Regions from separate parts of the Homo sapiens genome. Here region 2 is linked to region 1. The links are chromatin loops, found by intact Hi-C in ENCODE. Cell type or tissue: thyroid gland. All regions are shown on one strand. Each heading gives the region's core, and the rest is flanking DNA. Links, peaks and the distances in the headings are about the cores only. Region 1 overlaps TRAF5 (TNF receptor associated factor 5). Region 2 has its middle 6.5 kb from the start of RD3.

Region 1 (9,788 bases), core at 715-8,714:
TACATGTTGTGAGAGGCACACAGGGCAATTCCCTCCCGCCTGACAGCAAGGCCAGCTCTGGCCCAGTCCACAGAGGAAGCAGACGAGAGACGCTTCCTGGCGGAGGGCTACCCCAGACACACCCCAGGCACACCCCAGGTGCCCTGCCCACATACAGGCAGGCATCCTAGAGTCTGGTTTAAAAAATGCAGCCCTCAGGCTGTTGGGACTCAAGGGCCTGATCAGGGCAACAGAAGAGGGAGAGCAGGTAGGGAGCCCAGAGAGGAGGTCCAAGAGAAGTAGGTAGAACTGGGGGAGTGGATTCCCCCACCCCACAACTGAGCCTGTCAGCTCTGGAAGGACTTAAGGGATCAGCTACCCAAGGGTTTCACTGTTTCACAGTGAAACTTACCAAACCGAGTTTCATGCAGAAACATCAGTAAGTAAGAGTATACAGAATACCTGTTCTGGTTGAAGCAGGGCCTGTTGGATTTGCTGCAATCCGCAGGCCTCTGGCAGCTCTTCTGGTTAGTCCTAGGAGATCCACAGTTTGGTTTCTCAAGATAATGATGATACCAATAAAACTAAAACCTGACATGTACTAGTAATTTCCAGCCTGCACTTTTACATATAATACCATACACAGTTCCACACTAACCCTGTGGCAATACTGCTATCATCATCATATTCCCAATGAACAGTCCGAGGCCTCAAGTTGTTAAACAACTTTCCCCAAATCACACAGCTAGTGCGTGGGCACAGGGATTTGAATATAGACTTTCTGACTCCGAAGCCAGTGCTCTACACTCTGTCACAGCTGGGAGAAAATGTACCCCATTGCAGCCAACACCAAACAGGAGGGCTTGATGGCAGGCAGTACCGCTTACTGGTTAGAGACCAGCTCTGGGGCCAGACTGCTGGGGTTCAAACCCTTCTGCCATTCACTTACCTGTGTCACCCCTTCCTCATCTAGAATATGGGACAATATGGGAGGCCAAGGCAGGCGGATTGTCTGAGCTCAGGAGTTCGAGACCAACCTGGGCAACATGGTGAAACCCTGTCTCTACTAAAAATATAAAAATTACCTGGGCATGGTGGCACACATCTGTAATCCCAGCTACCTGGGAGGCTGAGGCAGGAGAATCGCTTGAACCCAGGAGGTGGGGGCTGCAGTGAGCCAAGACTGCACCACTGCACTCCAGCCTGGACAACAGAGTGAGACTCTTGTCTCAAAAAAAAAGACAATAATAGTACCTGCTACAAAGGCTTGGAGTTAAGATTAAATGAATTAATCCACGTAAATTATTATCACACAATTCCTGGCACATAAATAAGCACTTAATCACCATGCATTTCCACCCTGCCCTCCTAGCCAGCTTTATTCAGTGCCGGTCACATGCAAAGTCTGCGCCCTATTGTATTATGGGAGTGGAGGAGAGTGGGTTACCAGACAGCTCCTGTCCCCAGGAAGTTTTCAGTCAAGGTAGGGATATGCGTATGCATATGCACAAAACTATAGCAGCAGCTCTCTGAGCAGTCAGGGCCCCAGATGCTCTGCTAAGAATCTGTTCTAGAACATGATGAAAATGCTAGCTTGGACACCTTACCCCAGAGGAAGGGGGACCCATTTGTTATAATAGTTTAGCCTTCCCTGATTAATACACTTCAGTATCATGATCTCTCAGTAGCAACTAGAATCTGATTTTCTAGCAAATTCCCAGGCTAGATTCTACAGCTCATGACAGTGTGAGGAGCACCAGTCAGATCATCGTGGCAGCTTCCAGGTCACCTTCTCTTATCTCTTGGAGCTTCGGGCTGGTGCTGGACCTGCTCTCTTCTATCTGCACTCATTCTCTGGGTGAGCACGTCCCAGCTCCTGGCCTTACCAGCTATGACTGACAATGCCCTGATTTCTATCTGCAATCTGGACCTCTCCCCTGAGCCCCAGACACACTCCACTGTTTAGTCTATGCCTCCACATTTAATAGGCATCACAAACTTAACACATCAAATCCCCACCCAACCTGCTCCTCCCATAGCCTTCCTCCATCTCAGTGAAATGGTACCACCAATCACAGCGTCACTTGGACCAAAAACTTTGGAGTGATCCTTGGCTCCTCTCTTACTCTCCATCTCACAACACCAAAGCCCATGGGATCTTCCTTCCCAACATATCCCCCCTCTCCTCCTCGCCACTGTCAGCATAATCACTCTGGCCTAAGCTGCCATCATCTCCCCAGTGGTTATTGCATCAGTCTCCTAGCTGGTCTCTTGCTCTGCCTTGCTCCTTTACAGCCCATTCACAACCCAGCAGCCAGAGTGATGCTTTTAAAAACAGAAGCTGTCTCTGCTGCTCCTCTGCTCCAATGGCCCCATTGCACTCGGGGTAGAAGCCAGTGTCCTTAGAGGTCAGGGCCCTTCGTTTCTCTGCCTCTCCATTCTCTGTGTCCTTACTTCCTAGTGCCTTCCCCCTTGTCTACTCACTCTGGCAACACTGCCTTGCGTCTTCTTGAACAGCAGAAGAGGCTTCTGCTTGCTTTTCCCCTGCCTGGAATACTCTTCACCCTGATATCTGAAGGGCTTGTTCCTTCACCTTAGGAACCTGCTCAAATGTTATCTCACAAGGGAGGCCTTTGCTGACCACCCTACATGGAAAATGCAACATCCCTGGCAGACCCACCTTCTACTGCATTTTTCTCCAATGCACTTATTACTGCCTAACATATTACTTGTTCATGTCTTTGCTCTCTGTCTTCCCCTATCAGAATAGAATATAAGCTCCAGCACAGCAAGGATTGTTTCTTTGGGTACTGAAGTCCCAACACATAAAACAGTGCACGTGGCCAGGTGCAGCGGCTCACGCCTTTAATCCCGGCACTTTGGAAGGCCGAGGCGAGCGGATCAGTTGAGGTCTGGCCAGGTGCAGCGGCTCACGCCTTTAATCCCGGCACTTTGGAAGGCCGAGGTGAGCGGATCAGTTGAGGTCTGGAGTTTGACACCAGCCTGGCCGACATGGTGAAACCCGTCTCTACCAAAAAGACAAAAATTAGCTGGGCATGGTGGCATACGCCTGTAATCTCAGCTACTCAGGAGGCTGAGGCATAAGAATCACTTGAACCAGGGAGGTGGAGGTTACAGTGAGCCAAGATCACACCACTGCACTCCAGCCTGGATGACAGAGCAAGACTCCGTCTCAAAACAGAACAAAAACAAACAGACAAACAAAACAGTGCACATGACAGGTGCTTAGTAAATACTTACAGAATGACTGTAACAGCTATTCTCCAGCAAGCAGAGCAGCCTCTCTCCTGCTAAGCACGCTTCTCACTGCCTAAACCTTTTCATTTCACCTGTTTGTAAGTCCTGAAATTCTACCAGTCCCAGCTGGAGAGTGCAAGGCTGGCTCATGATGGCTGACCTGGGGTAGGAGTTGGGGAGTCACTGTAAGGGGTGAGGGGACAGTGTAGCCAACTAGGACCGGAAGAGTAAAGCCTGAGCAGCGCTCCCTCTGACACACTAATGTGAGCTAGCCTCTGGGTGAGGTGCCAAGTGGGAAGCTTTAGCCCAAGGGTAGCAGGCACCTGAGAAAGGGGAAATGCTGAGAAAAATGTATATAGGTAGCCAGCCAATAATTCAATGCAATCAACATTTATGGGGCCCTCATTTAGGTGCCAGGCATTGTACAAGGTGCTAGAGATCTAAAATCCCATTTGCCAGAGTCCTTTTCCAGAGACTTCATCATGCCAACACAATAACATAGCACAAAGCCAGCTGTTCCTTCTCAGCTCACTCTGTTCAATGTTGATTTTAAACCTTTCTCTCCTCCACAAACCTTGACCACTCCCTCCAGTCTCACCAGGAAACTCTACTTCCTTACTGCACAGCAAAAAAAAACAGAGATCATCAGACCAGACCACCTCTACTTCCTGCCACCACACCTGCAAATCTCCCTGCATGGGGCCCCTGCTCTGCCCCTTCCCTGCCAGGGTGGCGGCAGAGGTGACCTCTGAATTAGGCCAATCTCCCCACCTGTCCTCCACCTCTCCTGGATTCCTGGTCTTTTTGCCACTCCTCATATGAACAGAGAACCTTTCCCCCTTACAGCCTTCACCCTAAGGCTGGGTCTCCCTTTCCTCAAGCTGTTGTCTCTTCCGGAAACATCTTTTCCTCTCTCCCCACCTCTTGCTGAGCTAAACACATACAAGCCCAGATGAAGCCTCACATATGCAGCCATGCCTCTGTGTGCCTCCTCCATCAAGTTAGGGTCCCCCCCACTTATGACATGCCCTTTAACCACCTGTACTTCTCCTTAACAGCACTTGCCGGGAATGTAAATAATTGTTTATGTAATTAATTATCTGTTCAATAATAGTCTTCCCCAGCACGAAGAAAGCAGTGCTGGAATTGTGTCTTATATTTTTCAAGGTGCAGACGCAGAGCAAGCACTCAAATATCTGAGTCAATTAACAGTTGCCACTTGGGGTGCCATAATGTTCTAGATACTGCAGGAGATGTACATAGGTTGTCCCACTTAATTCACACAGCAGCCCACGTTTGCAGACCCTCATTGTATTATTCATCTTCATATTTTACAGATCGGGAACCCAAAGCTGAGGGGATGACACAAGGTGTTTGAGGTACCACAGCTGGTAACTCTGGGTAGGGATTCAGGCTTGTCTGCTGTCAAAGCCACCATGTCACACTCACGTCTTACTCACCACAGCTCACTCACTGCCTTAGATAAAGGAGGTGCTCGATTATGGGGGATGGAAGGAATGACCAACTATATCATTTCCTTTGGTCTTTAGTCACCATTGAGACCTACAAGCAAGAATTACAATTCCTCTTTTCCCAATGAGGAAAATGGAGTTTGAGGGGTTCAAAGGGCCACACAGCAGTAGGAGGCCATGCTGGGCTGAAACCCAGGTCTTCTGGTTCTTTGTCTAGGGCAATTTTCTCTACAACATAACTATAGTTAGGCACTGGGAGGACAGGACAGATGAGATTATGAAGGAAAGCTATGCAGAAACAAGTTAACACAGCAAGCCTAATACTGCTATCTCTAGAAAGTTCTCCTCGCAAGGATGGCCCCTGGCTGGTGTCTGGAACATGGATTTCAGTAAGGCTCCCACCACCTGAACTGCTAAGAGCGGCTCACTGTGCTTAAACCATCTAGGTAAACAATGTGTTTTGTTTTGTTTGTTTGTTTTGTTTTGAGACGGGGTCTCACTCTGTCCCCCAGGCTGGAGTGCAGTGGTGCGATCTCGGCTCACTGCAACCTCCGCCTCCTGGGTTCAAGTGATTCTCCTGCCTCAGCCTCCCAAGTAGCTGGGACTACAGGTGCGTGCCACCAAGCCCGGCTAATTTTTTGTATTTTTAGTAAAGACGGAGTTTCACCGTGTTAGCCAGGATGGTCTCAATCTCCTGACCTTGTGATCAGCCCGCCTCGGTCTCCCAAAGTGCTGGGATTACAGGCATGAGCCACCGCGCCCAGCCAATGTGTTTTATGTGGAACACCTGTTTTTCTTCTGGAGGCTGGAATTCTGACATGTGCTAGATGAAGGTATCTACATGACCAGCCCTTAGTAAAAACCTTGGGCACTGAGTCTCTAATGGGCTTCCCTGGTAGACAGTGCTTCACACCTGCTGTCACAATGCACTGCTGGAGAAATTCAGCACATCCTGTGTGATTCCCCCTCGGCAGTCCTTTGCAGAGTCTTTTCCAAGACTCTTGGAGGCTTGCACCTGGTCTCCCCTGGACTTTGCCCCATAAGCCTTTTCCCTTTGTTCATTTTGCTTTGTATTCTTTTGCTGAAATGAATCATAGCTGTGAGTATGACCATCTGCTGGATGCTGAATCCTGTAAGTTCTCCTAGCAAATCACTGAACCTGGGAATGGTCTTGGGGACCCCCAACAAAGAAGCCTAACAAGAGATGAATTTTGAATTTGTTTTGAAAAGAGTGGCAGGGGTATGGATTAATGGTTTTGAACAGGAGGCATTCTAGGCAGGAGAAATGATGTAAGAAAAGGTAGGCATAGGCAAGTCAGGTGTAGAAAGACCTACACCTTTCCTTAGGCCGGGTACGGTGGCTTATACCTGTAATCCTAGCACTTTGGGAGGCCAAGACGGGCAGATCACTTGAAGCCAGGAGTTGAGACCAGCCTGGCTAACGTGGTGAAACCCCATCTCTACTAAAAATACAAAAATTAGCCAGGCCTGCTGGTGGGTGCCTGTAATCTCAGCTACTCGGGGGGCTGAGGTGACAGACTCGCTTGAACCCAGGAGGCGGAGGTTGCAGTGACCCGAGATTGCACCACTGCACTCCAGCCTGAACGACAGAGCAAGGCCCTATCTCAAAAAACAAAACAAGACTGGGCACCGTGGCTCACGCCTGTAATCCCAGCACTTTGGGAGGCCTAGTGGGGAGTGGGGGGGGAGTGGATCGCCTGAGGTTGGGAGTTCAAGACCAGCCTGGCCAGCATGGTGAAATCCCGTTTCTACTAAAAATACAAAACATAGCCAGGCATGGTGGCAGGCGCCTGTAATCCTAGCTACTCCAGAAGCTGAGGCAGGAGAATCGCTTGAACCCGGGAGGCGGAGGTTGCAGTGAGCCGAGTTGGCGCCACTGCCCTCCAGCCTGGGCAACAGAGCAAGACTCCGTCTCAAAAATAAAACAAAACAAAACAAAACAAAAAAAAGAAGGGCCTAGAGCTATTTAACAAGGCTTGAACAGAATTAATGAGAAAATCTAGCACTTCTGTTACGAGGTAGAAGAGATGAGGGCTAGAGAGGTCCACTTGTTAGGAAGATCCAGTGTAAGTGAAGTGAAAGTGAACCACTTAGTCATACATAGGCCCTATGGGAACTGTTAGTATCAAAGAGGTGGGGAAAGAACTTAGCCTCTGGCTGTCCACAGCTAATACATGGCAATAAATATCTCTAAGGGAGGTCTGTGGGAATGATACAGATAATTTGAGGCAACATCCCAAAGTACTGACTTTTGAAATAAAACACCTTAACATAAGGAAATCAGTCTGCTCCCAAATAATCTACTTCCCATTCATTAAGGGTGACTAAAATGTTCTTCATCTTTTTAAAACATCTTTGCTCAAGTCCAATATTCCCCCTCCATTTCTCCTATCTACCCCCTCACTCCCTAGTGGGTTATTCCTGGAATAACTCCACCCAATGTTTTAATCACTTCTTTCATTCTGCATCTGCTGAGCATGTAAGCCTTTGCTTTATATTAAATTATTCTGCCTTTAACAGGGAGGCATGGTAAGTTTTCCTAGGTTGCATCATAGATATCAACCCAGCCTCTACCTCAGAAATCCTAAAATCATGAAGACAGAAGAGGGACCTTCATGGCTGCCGCTTAGCTTAGCCCCACCCACCTCCCTCCATCCTCCAGGGTCAAGGGTCTCCCTAACAGAAGCCTTAGAACACAGCCTGGCTGTTCTAAGCCATACGCCTTAGTACAGGAGAACAGAAAGGGCTCTGGGTGGTGGCTTTGCATCAGGTCAACCTTATCCTGCTGTGCCTTCACATTGGATCTGGCTAAAGTAACTGGTCTGCTCCTGGCTATCAAGCCAGAGCTTGTATTTTTGTTTTCCAAATCTGTTTTATTTTTTCCTGTGTTGGCTCTCTGCCAAGCACTATTCTTCCTCCAAAGCTGCCGCCTGCTCTGCCCACAAGTCCTGAAAACTAGACTCCTGCCCTTGAAACCTGGTCCATGGGGCCCCAGCCTCTGAGGCTGCCTGGCCCCTCTGCCTGCCAAGAACTCATCCCAGCTTATCCCACCATACCCTGTCCCAGCCCAGCTTCCCTACCCTGGCCCCTGAGGTCTACCTGGTCCAGAGATGGCAAAGTGGCAGCAATAGGCTAGTTTCAATGATGGTCTACTCGCCCAGGTGCAGTGGCTCACACCTGTAATCCCAGCACTTTGGGAGGCCAAGGCAGGCAGATCACCTGAGGTCAGGAGTTTGAGACCAGCCTGCCCAACATGGTGAAACCCCATCTCTACTAAAAATACAAAAAATTAGCCGGCCGTGGTGGCGGATGCCTGTAATCCCAGCTACTTGGGAGGCTGAGGCAGGAGAATTACTTGAACCCGCGAGGCAGAGGTTGCAGTGAGCTGAGACTGTGCCACTGCACTACAGCCTGGGCAACAAGAGTGAAACTCCATCTCAAAAAAAAAAAAAGATGGCCTGCTCTGACACACAGCAATTCTTCTGCTGGTTTTTAATTTAAATTTGAATGCCTTTAGGCTAGGCATGCAGTTTCCAGCTCCCCAGAAACCCCACAATGCTCTATGGCTATTAACCACATGGAAGGAGAAAACCAGTTTTACTGAATATCTGCCAGACTCCAGGCTCTGTGTATATATTGACTCATTTAATCTTTCCAGCAACCCCAAGTGGCACACATTACTATTTCTATTTACCAGTGGGAATACAGACACTATGGAAGTTGGGCAACTTGCTCAGATTATATAACTACAACCAGCAAATCATAAACCCAGATATGAACCCAGGCCCACCAGATTCTGAAGTCCACACTGTTTCTACTACACCATCATTGAAAGTAGAAGGTTTTGACTAGGCTATGTATTAAAGAGGCCCCTCTGCAGCAGCATGAAAAGGAAAATTGAATACAGATGGACCTGGGGCAGGAAAATGAGTCAATGCTTAATTAAGGTTGCCCAGGAAAGAGTCCCTGTGGCCCTGAACTGGGAATAGACAGATCAGGACTGGCTGAGGGGGACAGGATAAAGGTGACTGAGGAACAGCAGCGATTTCTGCAACAGAGAGAACAGAGAGAAAGAGGCGGCCTCGGACAAATGTCTAAGGTGCTTCTGAAACATCATGGTGAAGATTCTGAATATTGCAAATCATAGTGGCCAAGAAGATAACTGGGTGAGGGATGGAAATTTGATCAGCCTTTCCTTAAAAGTGTTGGTTTAAGTCTTGGGAATGGCCAAGGGCTCAAGGAGAGAAGCACAGAGAATTGAAATCCAACCTGAGGACCCAGCCTTGGCCCCATACCTGCACTTGCAGGACAGAGGAGGATAAGAAGCTGGAGGTCAAGGAAGGGAATGCTGGTGGGGACGGTGTAGCAACCTCCAAGGAGATAAGTAATAGCTGCAGCGTGGGCTGGTATGGGCTGGTGACTGAGGAGTACCAGGTCCTGGAAACCTACACAGGACAATCAGAGCAGCGCAGCAGGTGCACGGTGCCGAGTGAGGAGCGAGTGCAAGAGCTGTCCACTCTTTACAGAAGCTTGTCAGTGAAAGAAAGAGAAGAGGGACTGGGGAAACATGGAGTCTTCTTACTAACAGAAAACTCAGCTTGTGGGGGAGGGAAGAAGTCTGTGGGAGGGAGGCAGGGAGGGAACCTGCCTCAGAGGGAGGAGGAGAGAGCTGACTTGGGAGTGTACGTGGAAAAGGTACTCTCGCCTTGTTCTGGAGGAGAGCACTTTCTCCTTGAGAGAAAAAAAAAAAAAGCCATGGAAAAAAATTCAGGAATGTTCTGAATTGGTAAGGAGGGAAGTTGATGGAGCCTGTGGTGTCAAGAAATGAGACATGGGGCTCTGCTGAAAGTAAGTGAGATATCCTGGGAGGGCACTCACTGGGCTCTGTCACTTAATACTGGGTCTCTAAGACCTGCACATCACACGGATACTGCACAGTGTACAGACCATTTGCATGTATACTGCTTTTGCTACAGCACGATCCAAGCATGCACCACCACCTGCCTCCAGGTACAAATATGCAAAATGTGCTCACCACTGTCACTGTAAACAGACTGA
Region 2 (9,788 bases), core at 1,207-9,206, 160 kb before region 1:
GAAAGTGCTCTGTAAGTTGGTGGCTGCTGTGCAAATGCAAGATGATTGCAATTTATGTTTCCTCATAGGCACAGCGACTGGACTGATAAATTACGAAGTTGGATTTGCAGAGGGTTAAACACTTCTTTGGTGAAGTAATTAAACAGATAGGTCAGGTTCCAGAAGTATGGTTGTATAGAACTTTTTCTCCTCCAGTACAGTGAATACCAAATACTTTGCGTTAATAGTTACACTTTCCCCAGGAGATGTTTCCCAACTTTAAATCCAAGAAGAGGCTTTTGTACTTGCAGATTTAAGCATTATGTGTTGTGTCCTTTTTGGCTTGTTAAGAAAACCACAATAGGCAGGGAGTTCAAATTGCTCTACCCTTTGAAGAAACGTACAAGTTCAAAAGAAACTGATTTTCTCTGAGCTTCATATATGTCAAGAAAATAGGCGAACTCTGGAAGTGGGGAAGCTGCCAGCTAGAAGGTAAATGAATAAACTCCTCTATTCCTTGCAGAGTCCTTTTTATATTATACTCTGGATTTAAAAAAAAAAATAATTTGAACATTTGAAAAGGATCCCAGCACACATGCAGTCATTTTTCCACCTGGGGTAATAAGTTAATTCCACCATGACAAAAATGTTTTCTTCTGTGACCCTTTCCTCCCTGGCTCTGTCCACCTGCATACAGTGGGTGCACCATGGGGGTTCTGCTGTTTTTCACAGGATGGGAAGCTAGAAGCCAGTTTTGTCACAAGTATTGTCTCGTGGCTGCATAGTCTGGGATATTGATGCACTGTACTTTCTACGTGGTTCCTCCATTGTTGGACAAAATCTAGTTTTTCCATTTCTGTTTCTGGTTTCCTCCCCATGAGGTTTCCAGCGACTCCATGTGGAGGCTAAATCAGCTCCATCTTGGAAGCTGACATGCTATCTTGACTTCTGATTAACCCCTGTTCCAGGAATGACTCTAAGATTTCTACTTCATCTGCTGTTACCTTAAATCCTGCCCTTAGGTCAAAGCAACCTTGACCATGAATCCTGCCCTTAGGCAGACTCACATAGCATTCTTGCCTTTCCCTGAGGGGTCAACTTCAATTGTCCTACACATTTCTTCCCTACAGTAGATAAGTCCTGGTTTTGGGGGATAATGGTGCAGGGATCCACTGTTCCTCTCAACGCTGCCTGCAACGTGGCTTCTGTTTGTAAGTCCCTAATAAAATAAACGTTTCTTCCTGAGAAACTGGATTTGTAGGCCTCTTTCCTGGGTCTTTGGGGGTAGGTTTGCACAGACCTGCCCACCGCAGAACACCAAGCATCTGGCAGCTTTCACAAGCACTTAGCTTTGGCCCAGAAGTGAAAGAAGCCTCTTGCCCCAGAGAGAAGCATGGGTCACCACCGGTTAAGCAGATGGTTCTGTTCTTTCTTCCTCCTTGACAGGTTGTTTGGCAAGCAGAAAGAAGTTAAGATGCCTTCAATTTATCTTCCAGGAAAAGAGCTAAGGACACTGGTGAAAGGAACCCTGGAGAACCTGCCGCTGCCTTCTGGCAATTTCCAGCAGCCAGCATGGGGTCTTACACAGGGAGGTGCCCAGCCTCGGGGACATGCAGTGACATCCCACTCACATCCCCTGGGGTCCCCCCTTGCTCAGCCCCCCAAGAACAAGCTGTCATTTAGAAGACTGCCAAAATGCTTCCTCTTTAAGCAGCCTTCCAGGACTGTGAGAAGAGAAATAACACGGAATTCCACCCAAAATGCGCACGCAGATGAACACACACACACACACACACACACACACAGTCTACCTCATCATCTCCTCCAGATAAAAGTGCTTACCCTTGTCGAGCACAGAAAATGAGATGTGTTTGGTGTTCATGAGTGAGGCATAGACTATATGGGCCCAGAGGCTTCTATCTGATTTGCTGATGCCACAAGGTCAGCAGTGGGCAGGGCAATGGTTTGGAACAAAAAGAACATAGGCTATTGTCCTGGCTTTGTTACTCACTTGCTGTGCTAAATGAGCAAGTTGCTAGCCTCTTCTGAGTCCGTGATCTCAGCAGGTGTGGGAGTAAAGGGTATCGAAGCTCCCCATTGCTCTACTGTTTCAGGATTCTTAGTAGAGCACCCAGGGATGAAAGAACGGGGTGTATGGTGAGGGAGTGGGAGCCAGGAGGCAGGGGCCACCTTCCAGGGGCATCTCTGGGTTTCTGCACAGCTCCCAGCCCTACTGCACACAGCCTGTCCTCCTCCTCTGGCTGGGAGCCCCATGCAGTCACAGGTGGGCCTTCCCTCTCCAGCTCCACCCTTGGTGCCAGGCCCTGGGGCTGGCACTAAGTACATGCCTAGTAAACCTTTGTTGAGGAAATGAATATGGGGCTAGTGTGCAGGGAGGCTGGATGTGGTGAATGAAAAACAGAGCACTCAGAGTTCCTAGGGGGTAGGATTCCAGCTGCTTATGGGTCTATCAGAGAACACGCTGGGGGAAAAGCTTCCACAAAGAATTGTTCAGTCCTCCTCGTGCCAGCAGCAAGGTCTCCCCTCTGACTTCTGGGGAAGGATCACGTTAGAGCAACCAGACTCTTGTCCCTGGCCTGTCTTCTCTATAGAAAGGCGCTGTGGGAGGAAGCAGGTTACTGATGTGGGAACCCCATAGAGGACAGGGGAACTGAGGACCTTGGGCCTCACCGCTGTGGCTCACGTCTCAACATCATTCACATCCGAGCCCAGCCCTCAGAGAGGTGGCTGCTGAGAGAGGTCGCTGGCTGTGTGGAGAAGGGAGATCCAGGAGTAGGGGGGCAGGAGCCACAGGGAAGGGGTGTCAGTAAAGGGGGAACCTGGTGATGGCTGGAGGGAGAGACTGTGGAGAGAGTCAGCGTCCAAGGGTAATTGCTGGAGTTTACCATGCTGTGCAGGTGCAGTGAACACCTCTCTGTTCAGCTCTTCTCTAAAGCTTTCAGCACCTTCTGGTTTAGGAATACTCCCTGGAGAATGATGGAGGTGCTGCACTTGTGTAAAGAATCACACAAGCAAGAGCAGACTCTATGTCCTCAGTAGGGTAGCCCTGGGAGTACTGGGCCCACTTCCGAGCTCCAGTGGCAGTGTCTCCAGTAACCTGCACCCCCTTCCCTGTTGCAAATGCCCCTTCCTGGGCCATCATTCTACTGGACCTCTTGGCATTTAACATCGCAGATCACTCTGTATTCTTTTTTTTTTTTTTTTTGACAGTCTTGCTCTGTTGCCCAAGTTAGATTGCAGTGAGCAGTGATGCTATCTCGGCTCACTGCAACTTCCTCCACTTCCTGGGTTCAAATGATTCTCCTGCCTCAGCCTCCCGGAGTAGCTGGGATTACAGGTGTGCACTGCAACACCCAGCTGATCTTTGTATTTTTTGTAGGGATGGGGTTTCACCATGTTTGCCAGGCTGGTCTCAAACTCCTGACCTCAGGTGATCTGCCCACCTTGGCCTCTCAAAGTGCCAGGATTACAGGCATGAGCCACGGTGCTTGGCTCCCTATATTCTTCATATTTCCTCTCTGCTTTTCCCAGAAGCAGATGCTGGAACAAGGACTTGGGTATAGCTTCCAGGACTTGGGAGGCAGTCCAGGAAGCAGAAACGAGAGTGCAAGGAGAGTGAGACAGGAAGGAGGAAAGTCATCATAGGGTGTGTTATCAAGGTCACTGATGGGAGCAACACAGCCACAGTGTCTGATTGTGTGGCACCTCTCAAGAACTGTAACGGCAGCCTTCCAGAACTGTCCATGTGGTGGACAGGAGTGTGGAGTATGTATCTTCTGGTTCCTGTCTCCCAAATGAAGATTGTCCTGGTGACATGAACCACTTACACTTCAGGACCACACTTGCACATGGGCCCAGTGGGCTTCCCTGGCCTCAGAGGGCAGAGAGTGAAAAGGTGGCTGTGAGCTTGAGCTGGGATGCTATCAATTACAGGAACCCCTGATCTCAAACAGAACGGCCTGCCAGAGCTGCCCTGTAGGCAGAGGAGGGATGAGGGGATGTGATGAGGGCACAGAGGCATTGCAACTGTCCCTGGCCATGCTTTCTCATGGCATCTTTGGGGGTGGCTTCCCCTGACCTGTTGACAGTGAACATCTGCTAATGCCACATGATCTCCACATCCTTTCTTAAATGCTCACATGCTCCTTGTTTAACAGAGTCTGGAATTTGGCCAGGGCCCAGGGATCGGAACACCACCTCGATGGCCTCCAGGTGTGTGCTTTAGCCAAACCCTTTCTTCTGCATATGGAGCTGGTCCAGGAGCCTCTCCTCCCTGGAGCCATGAAGTCTCCTCCTCCACCTCCACCAAGCCAAAGACACACTCTGCTTCCCCTCCAATCTACTTCTCCTGGACGCAGTATCTCACTGCCATGGGTTCAGTCCTCCTCCTGGACACCACGTCTCACCACCACTGGCTCAGTCTTCCTCCTGGACGCTGTGTCTCACTGCCATGGGCTTAGTCCTCCTCCTGGACGCCATGTCTCATCACCATTGGCTCAGTCCTCCTCCTGGACGCCATGTCTCACCACCGTGGGGCTCAGTCCCAGTCCTGGACGCCACTTCTCACTGCCATCAACTCAGCTGCCAGAGTCAGAATTTCCTGATAATTCCCCTCTCTCCTTCATTCTCCACACCAAGTCCAGGTGGCTTCTGGTAGCCAGGAGATGGACTCTGCCAGGCTGCTTCATTGCTCTGGACTCACCAGCCTTCTTCTTTGGGAACTGATGTGAGAATCTGTTAAGATCCACATGTGACATCCAGGTTCACCTGAGCCATGTGTGTGTTTAATTCCACAGAGTCACTCCTTCTACCACATTATCCACGAATAGCATCTCTTTCCTTCCCAGGCCCCAGCACATCCCCTCTACAGCCTCATCAGCCCTCCCAAAAGGGCCCAGTGCAGCTTGTGCCACTTCAGGTTTTCTTGGCTCTAATGCAACACCGCATGGCTGACTCCCTCTTCCCATTGATTTCCCATTATTCTACCTTGTTCCAGAAGCACTTCCAGGTTGAGCAGAAGGGAGGTTCTGACTGTCTTATGCCTCCACTGCTTGGAGCTGGATGGAGAATACCCAGGCTCTCCACCGCCCTCTAATAGTGACATGTCCTCCTCACCTCCCCTGGAATGTGCATCCTTGGACTTCTGGGTGACCTCGGCACCCCACAGTCCATTCCTGCCTTCCTTACATCTGTTGTCTGTGGTCCTTGAGCCTGTGACATTACGTCTCTTGGGGCTCTTTCAGGTTCAGGAGAGTGGGGAGCAAGTCCACGGCATTTGTTTAACACAGAGACCAAGCCCAGTCACTCTGGCTAATGCGTTCTCTGTGGGTACAGCAAACACGAACTTAGCTTTTACCGTGTGCTGGGGCTTGATCTCCTTGACCTTGGGGAGCTCTTCTTCTGCAGGGATGCTGATTAAATGCTCAGGAAATGGTGTGAAGCACAGCCAATTCTTGTTATTCACAGTAGTTATTATCTATAAAGTTGTGAATTAGCAAACACTGAACCATTGCTCCTAGGGGAAATACAGGGTGAAGTTCAGTCCTCGTCCTGGATGAGGTTCCTGAAGCCTCTGGTCATGACATTTTTGTCAGCTGACCAATACATAACCTTGTTTTATGTGCATTTCTATTGAAAGACACCTTATTTACTCTATATTGTTGATTCATTAGCACTGAACTCACCGCCAGCAGTGCTAAGTCAGGCCTGAAGGAAGCTGATCTAACTCATGTAGTAAAGCGTGTCACTGCCTCCTTGCACTTAGGAACACTAGAAGGCCCTTCAGCACTACTTTTGGGGCCATTTTCGATATCAAAATCACAAATAAAAAGCACAAAGTATGAAAAGTGGGCACTAAATAGACTGTGAAAAGGACACTTAAGATCATGAGAGCTGAAACAAGAAGGCAGAGCGTGCCTTGTTCAAGCTCAGCAGGGAACAAGTCCATCAGGTCACTAACATTTTTCTACATGTCTAGAATGACCACAAAAGTATTAGGTTGGCGCAAAAGTAATTACTTTTAATGGGAAAAACCGCAATTACTCTTACAGCAATCTAATACTATGAGTAGGCCAGGTGCAGTGGCTCACACCTGTAATCTCAGCACTTTGGGAGGCTGAGGCAGGGGATCACTTGAGCTCAGGAGTTCGAGACCAGCGTGGCCAACACAGTGAAACCCTGTCTCCACTAAAAAACACAAAAATTAGGCCGGGCATGGTGGCACACGCCTGTAATTCCAGCACTTTGGAAGGCCTAGGCGGGCGGATCACCAGGTCAGGAGATTGATACCATCCTGGCTAACACGGTGAAATCCTGTCTCTACTAAAAAACACAAAAATTAGTCTGGGTGTGGTGGCTCACGCCTGTAATCCCAGCACTTTGGAAGGCCAAGGCAGGCGGATCACAAGGTCAGGAGATTGATACCATCCTGGCTAATATGGTGAAACCCCATCTCTACTAAAAAAATACAAAAAAATTAGCTGGGTGTAGTGGCGGGTGCCTGTAGTCCCAGCTACTTGGGAGGCTGAGGCAGGAGAATGGCATGAACCTGGGAAGTGGAGCTTGCAGTGAGCCGAGATCTCGCCACTGCACTCCAGCCTGGGCGACAGAGCGAGACTTCATCTCAAAAAAAAAAAAAAAAAAAAAAGTAGCCGGGTGTGGTGGCACAAGCCTGTAATTCCAGCTACTTGGGAGGCTGAGGTGGGAGAATCGCTTGAACCTGGGAGGCAGAGGTTGCAGTGAGCTGAGAGCACAGCACTGCACTCCATCCAGCCTGGGCAACAGAACAAGACTCTGCATCAAAAAAAAAAAAAGTTCTATGAGTATTGACTTTTGGATTACAAATAAATTTTAGTGAGTAGGCAAATTTGCCAGTACTTTGGTAGGTAATGAGGATCAACTGTGTGTACAGAAGGAAGAATGAGGCTTCAGGCCGGGCACAGTGGCTCACACCTGTAATCCCAGCACTTTGGGACGCCAAGGTGGGTGGATCACCTGAGGTCAGGAGTTCGAGACCAGTTTGGCCAACATGGTGAAACCTTGGCTCTACTAAAAATACAAAAATTAGCTGGGTGTGGTGGCACACGCCTGTAATCCCAGCTACTTGGGAGGCTGAGGCAGGAGAATTGCTTGAACCCAGGAGGCAGAGGTTGCAGTGAGCCAAGATCGTGTCATTGCACTCCAGCCTGGGCAACAAGAGCAAAACTCCATCTCAAAAGAAAAAAAAAAAAAAAAAAAGAATGAGGCTTCAGAGTGGAGAGGAGGGAGCAGCAGACAGAGGATAATTCACAAAGCGGTTACCATGAAGCTAAACTTTGAGGGGTAAGTTAACTTCCCCAGGTAGGAGGGGACTCTGGGTAGAGTGGGCACCATGCACAGGGGCATGAGACAACAGGGGATGAAGTAATGTCTTTAAGGTGATGGTGAAAAAACCAGCGGCGAACATGTCAGGAAGAGCCCTGATGTCCAGGAACCTAGGAAAGGGCAGCACTTCCACACCCACCCCTTTTCACAGGGTTTTTTGTGAGCTGGGTGGTGCCAACTGCTATTACAGAGAAACCCCAACTCAGTGCTTTGACCCAACAAGCATATGATTTTTTGCACACATTAGAGTTCAACATGAATGATGGGTGAGCAGCTTTTCATGAAGTGATTGAGGGACCTAAACGCCTTCAAAACTGTGTCTCCCCCACCCCGAGGGCCTCAGAGTCCTGGCTGACGATCAGCAAAGGGGAAAGGTGGAAGGTGGACAGTTGCACAGGGGTGTCTACCTGCCACACCTTGAAGTGACTCATGTCCCTTCCATCTACACCCTATCATCACACGGCCCCACCTAGATGGGAGGAGGGATGGGGAATGAAGTCCCCAGCTGGACAGCTGCTTCCTAGGAACATGTCTACTACATGTTCATGTACTCTGGAGGAGAAATGTGACTCTTGGTGGACAGCTAGCTGTTTCTGCCACAGGCCCTCACATTAGTCCATCAGACTACAGGGCAGAACTGAAAAGCTGTAGCCGGGCGCAGCGGCTCACCCCTGTAATCCCAGCACTTTGGGAAGCTGAGGCGGGTGGATCACCTGAGGTCAGGAGTTCGAGACCAGCCTCAACATGGAGAAACCCCATCTCTACTAAAAATACAAAATTAGCCAGGCGTAGTGGTACATGCCTATACTCCCAGCTACTCGGGAGGCTGAGGCAGGAGAATTGCTTGAACCTGGGAAGTGGAGATTGTGGTGAGCCAAGATCGCACCATTGCACTCCAGCCTGGGCAACAAGAGCAAAACTCTGTCTCAAAAAAAAAAAAAAGAAGAAGAAGAAGCTGTGGTCAGTGAAGTCTATGGAAATGGAGTGTCAAGGTGCAGTCTAGACAGAGTATATAGCCAATAAATGCTTGGTGAATGAATGAATGAATGAGAAGTGCTTTATGCCTCATTCCCAGCTAGCTGGCAGGGAAGGGAGCATTCTCATTTTTCCTGCCGTCAGACACATTGCTTCCTGTACCTGATGTCTGAGTCCATTCAGGCTTCTATTACAGAATACCATAAACTGGTGACTTATAAATGACAGAAATTTATTTCTCACAGCTCTGGAGGCTGGGAAGTCCAAGATCAAGGTGCCAGTAGATTCAGTGTCTGCTGAAAGCCCACTTCCTAGTTGATGGAGGCATCTTCTCACAGTGTCCTCACGTGGTAGAAGGGCCAAAAAGCTCCCTGAGACCATTTCACAAGGGCAGTAATCTCATTCCTGAGGGCTCCCCTCTTACGACCTAATCACATCCGAAAGGTCCCACCTCCTAACCATCACCTTGGGAGATTCAAGATTGAATTTTGGGGAGGACACAACATTCAGTCCGTAGCACCTGGAGAGGAAATGTGACCACAGGAATAGAAAGAGGGATGCCCAGAGAGAAGAGGTCTAAGTAACTGCAAATCTGGTCTGTACCTATGAATATTCTGTCCATTTAATTCAACTTCTTTGGGATTAGGGCTACACAGACCTTCTGCAGGATTTGGAAAACCCAACGCATGACTGAGTGGTTAGAAATGGTTTGAAATAGCCTGGAAAGACTCCAGGGAGGAGAGAACGGAGCGCGCGCGTGCACACACACACACACACACACACACACACACGCAGAGCCGGGGCTTATCTCTAATCTCCATGCGGATTTTAATCCAGCCTTGCATGTAATCGCCTCATAACTCCACATTTCCAATTTATTAATCAAATGCCATCTATGAGGCAATGTTGCGGGCCCCACCGGTGTTTCTGCATTTGATGGTTGCTGAATATCTATGCTTCAGCAACTTCCATCCACGCCAAACAAGAGAAAAACAACCGCCACCTTTTCTCCCCAGAGCAAATTCACACTCAGCAAGGATAATCACAAATCCTCCACAGGTGAACAAATCAGAATAAATGAGGAGTCAACACACCCACCAAGGCCTGTGAGTTACGGTATCAAGGCAGCTGTCAGGGAGGGTCGTGGGTTAGGGAGTGCCTCCCTCTTCTAATCACAGGCACCATTTGAAAAATGCAGGAGAGGGGCCAGCTGCGTCTGCCAGGGAGACTGCTATAAGTCGTCTGTGTGCTTGTTCCCTGGCATCCCAGGGTCAGGAGTCCTGAAGCTCATCTGGCAGCTGCTGCGACAAAATCTTTCTGATGGCTCAAGACATTGGCCTCTATGATCTCATTTACATTCATTGTGTGTGCATTAGAAGGGGAGATATTAATACAAAAGCATGGCTATAGAAAAGGGATGAATTGTTTTTATTCAAACACAGAATGGTCAG

Evidence for each region. Peaks named below come from ENCODE experiments on the same cell type or tissue, not always from the same donor. Only the 100,000 strongest peaks of a DNase experiment are listed, where the experiment ranks them.
Region 2: a loop joins it to region 1, with 2.5 times the contacts of the local background. A loop is called at or near these places in 2 of 110 quality-filtered maps.

The regions. Positions count from the first base shown.
Region 1 is chr1:211,330,064-211,339,851 of GRCh38, reverse strand. All of the region lies in intron 1 of TRAF5 (TNF receptor associated factor 5), which reads right to left. Among named protein-coding and RNA genes, the nearest start is that of TRAF5, 8.1 kb to the right of the region's middle. RefSeq lists an enhancer at 9,532-9,591. In thyroid gland, for the core only: no CTCF peak of the experiment used is centred there; no DNase peak of the experiment used is centred there.
Region 2 is chr1:211,493,810-211,503,597 of GRCh38, reverse strand. No RefSeq gene overlaps it. Among named protein-coding and RNA genes, the nearest start is that of RD3, 6.5 kb to the right of the region's middle. In thyroid gland, for the core only: no CTCF peak of the experiment used is centred there; a DNase peak (open chromatin) is centred at 5,787; H3K27me3 peaks cover 974 bases.